Regions from separate parts of the Homo sapiens genome. Here regions 1 and 3 are each linked to region 2. A link is a loop called in an ENCODE intact Hi-C map of the cell type or tissue named here. Cell type or tissue: heart right ventricle. All regions are shown on one strand.

What was found. A loop is a pair of places that touch in the nucleus more often than their neighbours do. Peaks named below come from ENCODE experiments on the same cell type or tissue, not always from the same donor. Only the 100,000 strongest peaks of a DNase experiment are listed, where the experiment ranks them.
Region 1: it touches region 2 in a loop (2.7-fold over the local background); 30 of 110 quality-filtered maps call a loop at or near these places.
Region 3: it touches region 2 in a loop (4-fold over the local background); 19 of 110 quality-filtered maps call a loop at or near these places.

Annotation. Positions count from the first base shown.
Region 1 is chr12:131,453,815-131,456,314 of GRCh38, reverse strand. It overlaps a transcript of LOC101929974 not described here. Among named protein-coding and RNA genes, the nearest start is that of LINC02370, 110 kb to the right of the region's middle. RefSeq lists a silencer at 1,512-1,561 and an enhancer at 1,138-1,643. In heart right ventricle, a CTCF peak has its summit at 1,425; no DNase peak of the experiment used is centred here; H3K27me3 peaks cover 1,655 bases.
Region 2 is chr12:131,103,521-131,106,020 of GRCh38, reverse strand. ADGRD1 (adhesion G protein-coupled receptor D1) reads right to left here. Exons shown (of 25, transcript NM_198827.5): 16 at 1,087-1,190; 17 at 156-267. Among named protein-coding and RNA genes, the nearest start is that of LINC01257, 60 kb to the left of the region's middle. RefSeq lists an enhancer at 917-986. In heart right ventricle, CTCF peaks have their summits at 973 and 1,180 (motif pointing left); a DNase peak (open chromatin) is centred at 1,170; H3K27ac peaks cover 1,167 bases.
Region 3 is chr12:132,000,569-132,003,068 of GRCh38, reverse strand. All of the region lies in intron 12 of EP400 (E1A binding protein p400), which reads right to left. Among named protein-coding and RNA genes, the nearest start is that of SNORA49, 29 kb to the left of the region's middle. In heart right ventricle, CTCF peaks have their summits at 1,137 and 1,343 (motif pointing right); a DNase peak (open chromatin) is centred at 1,368.

The DNA.
Region 1 (2,500 bases), 350 kb before region 2:
CATGGATGAAAGGGCATCAGGGCCACAGGCCCAGGACAGGCACGTGGGTTGCTCTTGGAGGCATTTGCAGGTACACTAAGAAGCTCCAGGAAGGACACACACACACACATATACACACACATACACATACATATGCACACACATACATACACAGACACACACACACACGTACACAGACACACAGACACACATACACACACACATTCCCCTGCCCTCCCATCTCCAGACCTTGCGGTCCCCATGAGCTTCCCGATTCCTGGCACTGCCGGGCTGTCCTGAAGGCTCTTTTGGCCAGAAATGGGCAGGGATCTGAGAGCACCTGCTGTCGGGTGAGTCCTACTGTACTCATGTCAGAGATTAGGACGAGAAGACACAGGAGTGAGCTGGGCTGGAGTCTCAGCTGCAGATGACAAGGAGAGCACAGTGGAAAGCCTGGCCCACCTCCCCTCCCCACTGGGCCCCTGGGTGGGATACCACCATTTCCAGAATGGGCTGTGGGTTGCGCGGGCTCCTGAGGTTCGCTGAACCGGGGCTCTGAGGGGTCCCCAAAGTGCTTCCTCCCTGTCCTGTGCCCCCACCCCATGGGGTGGAAGAGCCGCCCACAGGCCTGGGTTCCGCCATGCACAAGGGAACTGGACCTTGGTGACTATTCAGGAGGGAGTCTCCGGGCTGCCCTTCCCATGACCACATGTCAATCCCCTTTGGCCCCAAGGGAATTTCTCATAACCCTCCCTTGGAGGAGCCCCCTCGGTGCCAGCCCACCCTCATCACTCTCTCCTGAACCCCCATGAACAGACTCCGTGGCGCCTCCACCTGCCTTTGTCCCGCCAACCCTCCCTGTCCAGAGCAGCCATGGGGCCTCTTACAGTTTTAAGTCTGTCTGCATCACGCGTTTCCTCAGAGTCTCCTCAGGCTGGGTGAGTCCTCGTCCTAATAGGCCCTGACTGCCTGGCGCTGCCTACCTCTCCTGCCTCAGCAGGAGCTGCCCACACCTGTCCTCAGCCAACCAAGCTCCTAACCGTCGGGGATCCTGGGACTCGGGCCTGCCTTTGCTGGACACTTCCGTCAGATTTCTACCTGGCCACGTTCCACTCTTTCTTAAGGATTCTGCTTAAAAGTCACGTCCTCTAAGGCTCCTCGCTGGCCTTCCCCACCACATTGATGTCCAGGTAAGGAGCTCGGGGGTTTAAGGAGCAGATGGAGCTGTGGGGCTGGGCACAGATGTTGAGGCAGGGGTGGGGGCAGGAGCCAGGGAGTGTCAGGCTTTGACCCAGAAAGGAAGGGAGCCATTGGAGGGAGCGTGTGGCCTGGTGACTGTGGTCGGGAGACGTCTCTTCCTTAGGCGATAGTTGCTGTGGGCATGTGAGGAGTGGCTGGGAGCTGCTGCATGGCCGGGCTGTGTATGCCCTGCATGGCCACAAGGGGGGCAGGTGCTCCTGCAGTGGAGCTGCTTGCAGTTCCTGTCCCTGCCGTGTCACATGGGCCTCTGCAGAGTGTGAGAGGGTCCCTTGCAACTCTGTGTGATTTTGTAGTGTCTTCCCCAGGAACACCCTCCCAGTCACATAAACCTCAGGCCCACAAGGCCTGGGCGCCTCTCCTGCTTCCCTATGCCATGTGCCCCGGGGACGAGGGCCCCACCTGCCAGCTTGTGGACTTCAATTCCCATCAGTGCTCACCCTACTGCAGCCCATTCTCACTGCAAATGCTCTTTGTTTTATTTATTTATTTATTTATTTATTTATTTATTTATTTATTTATTTTTGATAATTGGGAAAACTTTTAACTGTGATTCATTACATTAATACCCAATAGATGCATCTGGCAAAATAATTAAATGATAAAAATCACAATAATTTTAATTTTAAAATCAAAATAATTTAAATCAGCTTAGTAAAACCTTTCTCACCTTCCACCTATGCATTTCATCAGTGAGAAAAATCTTGATCTAGTGAAGTTGGGGCAGGGGCAATGTATAAGCCCTCTTACCTCCCCAGGACACAGCATAAGTCTGGAATAGACAGTTCAGGAAGCAGTCTCTTAAACTGCATCGTGATGATGAAGTCCTATATTAAGTAAGATCCCAAAGATGGTTAATAGCAGGCAGGCTAAGAGCTGTAACCTCTAGTCTTTTCCTTATGAAATATTGCTTCCAGTTTAATTGATTTTATTTAGATGGGTTTACACTTAAACACAGATATTCAGGCAGCACTTGTATTTCCCTAGGGACTCTGTTTATAAACATTCAGAGATAGTTATGGATAAAGTTAGAATATCTTTCCCTCTTTTGCTTAATATTTATTAAGGACTTACTATGTGTTATATTCTGTGCTATGTGTTTTACATAAAATACATCATCACAATGACCTTCTTTTGCAGATGAAGAAACAAAAGTTCTGAGAGGTCTTCAGGAACTTGTATATAATTACAGAGGTAATAAGGATTGGTTGGAAATGAAACCAAGGGCTACCTCCTGTCCCCAAAGCTCATGCTCTTAACCCCT
Region 2 (2,500 bases):
CGATCTCTGCTTCCCCCGAGAAAACCACAGCCCTGGTTGTCTGGGGAGATGGGTTCTGAAATTTGAGTTGAAAAAGCTAGCAGAAGGTGCCACCCGGTGACATCCGAGGAGGCAAGGGAAGGACAGCGCAGGAACACGGAGCTGCGCCCACTCACCGTGCCCGGCTCGAGGCGGAAACTAATGAGCAGCAGGACCTGGGCCACCAGCACGGCGAAGGACAGGTTGGCGTGGATGTGGTAGCGCTGGTTCCGGATGGTGCTCACGGAGCTGAGGACAGAGGCAGGGTGTGAGGCCTGGGCCCTGCGCCGACCCAGTCCCCCAGGCTGGGCTCCCTGGCCCCACGAAGTCCCTATATCCATTCCTCCAAGAGCAGCCAGAGGGGTTGCTGTCACTCCCTGCTGTGGACCATCGATGGCTCCCTATTGCTCTTGGATCTGACCCCAGCTCCTTCCATGCCCACACAGCCCTACACAGTCTGACCCTGGGCCATGGCTCTGCTCTGAGTTCCTTTCTTTCCCAGCTCATGTTCCTGCTTCTCAAAGCCCCAGCTTATTCCAGCTGTGGGGCCTTTGCATAGCTGTTCCCATGCAGTAAACCCTCTCCCAGGTCCCCGCATGGCGGCCCAAATGTCTCCCTCAGCGTAAGCTTCCTGACCACTGCTGGGACCTAGCTGCACCCCTCGCTCTCTGCCCTGCTGCCTCGTGGCGTGATCACAGTGAAGATGTTTGTTCTCGCTTTTGTTTACTTGGTTATTGTCCAGCCCCCATCCAAGCATGTTCTCATCTCTCTTGGGCACAGTCGGGCCCTCAAAGCCGACCACACGCCTGTGCTGAGGAACGTGGGAGCGAGAGTGAATATCTGAGCACAGGGCTGAGGTGTCCCCAGGCCCATGGCCATCCCCTTTTGCCTGGCTCGGGTTCCACCAGAATTCCTGTGCCTGGGCTGGGGGCCTTTCCAGACCTTTCCAGCTAAGCCTGGTGCTCTTACCTCCACAGCCCCTCCCCTCTCCCGTGTCTCTTCCATCTTGAGATCTGGGTGCAGGCAGGGGCCGAGAGACTGTTGGGTGGATTAGAAAAGGGGACTCACGACAGCACGGCGAAGGTGACCAGCGTGGCCACCAGGCAGAGCACGGAGAGGGAGCAGCCCACATAGCTGATAGACGACAGCGCCACCTGGTGTCCGCGTGCAAGCTGCGGGGAGCAGAGCAGAGGCGTCAGCAGCAGGCCCAGGCACCCCATCGGAGCCTGAAGCTGCAGAGGGCCCAGGTGGGTGCACAGCTGGTCCCCTGTGAGTGTGGTGCTGACCACCAAGCCTGCCTCCCAGCCCAAATGTCTGTTGCTGCCACCGACAGAGGCCGGTGCTGGGGTTGCAGCCCTGGTTCTGTGCGTGCATGTCCGGTGCCCCGAGGTGCCCTACAGAACACTGAGGCTCCCTCAGCCACAGTCTCCAGACTGTGGCTGCCTGGCCCGGGCAGGCGCTGAGCCTCCTGTCTACACTGCAATACACAGGGCTGCAGACTAACAGTCAGCCCCAGAGCCAGACCTCCCGGGTTCAAGTCCCAGCTGGGCCACGTCCTGGCTGACAATCTGGGCCATGTGACACTCGGCTGTGAAATGAAAATAATGACCCCTCTCCATTCCCACAGTGGCCGCAAGGACTCCATGAATTTACAAACATAAAGTGCTGGAGCAGCTAGGGAAGAGCTGGTTACCGCCCCGGCCTGAGGCCACGACCCTCCCAGTCCCCGCACAAAGTAGTGCTAGGGAAGAGCTGGCTACCGCCCCCGCCTGAGGCCACAACCCTCCCAGTCCCCGCACAATGGCTGCCGCCTGCACACTGTGGGCCTCAGGAAAGCTCTCTAAATGGACACGGTGGTGATCGCCAGCACCCGTGTCTGCTGGGTCCCAACACCTTGTGGGAATGAGGCAGAACAGAACACACCTGGGGATTAAGCGGCTGCAGGGCCACAAAGGATAGAACCGAAGCCGCAGTTCACCGACCGCACAATCCAGACGGCGCCCCCTCGGTTCTGAAGTCGGGGCCTCAAGCTCAGACACATGTGACCCTGCGCTCCAGGAGGCTCCGGGCTCCTAAGCCACAGGCCTGGAAGGGCAGCCTCCCAGCTGCTCACGTGCAGGAGGGCGCCACGTGCTTCCTCCTGTGGCCCATGGCTCTTGTCAGAGGCCCAGCTGAAGCCTGAAGCCTGCATCATGCTGTCCCTGTCCGGCACTGAGGCCCCAGACCCCAGACCCACGTCCCCCCGTCCTCCGAGACGCCTGCCTCCAGCTTCCTCCTGTGGCATGCGGGTAGGGGGAGTCTAAATGCCTTCTCCCCGATCACCAGGACAAAGGAACAAAAGGAGGCCACTCTGAGTGTGTAAGGAGCTGTTGGCAATGAGGGAGGAGATGCCGCAGGCCCAGGGGGCCCCAGCTCAGGGTGAGGCAGGTAGTGCACTGGACCACGGGGAGCAACCTGGGGCCAGGGGGCCATGGGAAGCCCG
Region 3 (2,500 bases), 900 kb before region 2:
CAGCTGTGTTCTTATTTTTTACTGTTTTGCTTTGTTTTGTTTTTGGTAAATATTTTCTATCTGTAGTTGATCAAATTCATGGATTTGAAACCCATGGACATGAAGAGCTAAATATACTTAGAATTAAACTTTCAAAAATTCCACATCTCTGTGAAGAAAGCTCTAAGAGGTTCCTGAAGACCATGAAGAAGCCTTGACCCAATGAGAGGCTCTGCTCATGGATTCAGCTCGACACCATAAAGACAATGGGATCCCCAGGAACCCACCTCCTGGTGTTCACTCCTGGTCTCTCCCACACTGACCTGGCCTGACCGGTGTGACCACCATATGTGAGAATGACCGTAGGTGACTTCCAAGACTCAGCTACAAAAGATACTACAGTGTCTATCCTGCTCCCTCATGGATATTTGCTCTCGGACACCAGCCCCAGGTCAGGAGGACACTCAGCCTGCCCTCAGCATGCAACCAGAGCCCATCAGCTGGCAGAATGAACCAGCCTGGAATGGCATCCTCCAGCCTGCTACATCAAGCCTTCTGAAAACCATCTTCACAGGAGACCTGTGCCACAACCACCCAGCAAGGCTGCTCCCAAACTCTGCCCCACAGAGTATACAGCGCTAATTTAATAGGATATCTAGTAAGTCAAGAATGCGCACCATAATCAGATAGCCCCTACAACAAGAATACAGAAAGCTAACAGAGAAGAGGAAATGAAATAATTTGTAAATACTTGCCTGATGCTTTAACCATAAAGAGATTGACTAAAGAACAGGTGAGAAAATACAAGATAAATTTTAAAATTAGGATAGATCTAGGCCCAATTATTAATAGAACAGGCTTAAATTTAATACAAATGTACTAAACACTCCAATTTAGAGACATAGGGACATTAGAATAAACTGTAGGGCAGAGAAGACCAACTATATGCTGTTTACAAGAGACATGCTTTACAAAAGAACACAGATCAGAAGTTAACAGAAACTCTCTCTAGAGGAAACTCCTTCACTGTCAGGCCTAAAGTAACTTCCACAATGAAGTTCCAATATGTGGGCGGCAAGCCATCCAGGTGCCGAGGCAAGAGACCGAGGGCACGAGCTGTTCCAGTGTAATAAAATATATAAAACAACAAGAGTTATACTAGATCTAGATCATAGACATGATTATATACGAATATCATTAATCACTAGTTTGTAGCAATTACTCTTTATTCCAATATTATAATAATCCTCGCTCTATAATCATAACCTAGGAAAAGCCAGCCCATACAGAGATAGGAGCTGAGGAGACATAGTGAGGAGTGACCAGAAGACAAGAGTGCGAGCCTTCTGTTATGCCCGGACAGGGCCACCAGAGGGCTCCTGGGTCTAGCGGTAACGCCAGGATCTGGGAAGACGCCTGTTGTAGCCTCAGTGTCAAGGAAAAACACCTGCTACTTAGCGGACCGGGAAAGGGAGTCTCCCTTTCCTTGTGGGGAGTTTAGAGAAGACTCTACTCCTCCACCTCTTGTGGAGGCCCTGACATCAGTCAGGCCCACGCACAGTTATCCGGAGGCCTAACCGTCTCCCTGTGATGCTGTGCTTCAGTGGTCACACTCCTAGTCTGCTTTCATGTTCCATCCTGTACACGTGGCTCTGCCTTTTAGATAACAGTAGCAAAATTAGTGAAAGTACTAAAAGTCTCTGATATGCAGAAATAATGGCGTAAGCTGTCTCTCTCTCTCTGCCTCGGCTGCCAGGCAGGGGAGGGCCCCCTGTCCAGTGGACACGTAACCCACGTGACCCTACCTATCATTGGAGATGACTCACACTATTTACCCTGCCCCTTTTGCTTTGTATCCAATAAATAATAGCGCAGCCAGACATTCGGGGCCACTACCAGTCTCCGCGTCTTGGTGGGAGTGGTCCCCTGGGCCCAGCTGTCTTTTCTTTTATCTCTTTGTCTCGTGTCTTTATTTCCACAATCTCTCGTCTCCACACACGGTGGGAAGAAACCCACCGACCCTGTGGGGCTGGTCCCTACACCAATAAATTGTCAAAAATCACAAAGTACGCTAGGAAACAATGTACCATCAGCAGAAACCAGGATTCATAAACGACAGCAGAATCAGACCTGCAAAAACATCACCCATGCAATTATTAGGCAGAGATTATAAAATTTCATATTTGAAGAAATAAAAGAGATGACTGAAAGTCTGAATACAGAGCAAGAGATAATTTTAAAATTTCATGTAGGTTTTCTAAAAAACCATTGGGAATGTCTTAAAACAAACTGGTAACTGGAATTTAACACTTAATCAATGGGTTAACAAAAGACTAGGAAGAGCTTAAAAGAGAATTCATAAAATAGAACACAGATGTGATAAAATTATCTAGAATCAAGTAAAACTGATGACGTAATAGGATAACAATTCTAAACCTATATATGCACATACTAACATAGTCTCAAAATACATAAAATGAAAACTGACAGAAACTTAAGGAGAAATAGGTACTCATTATCA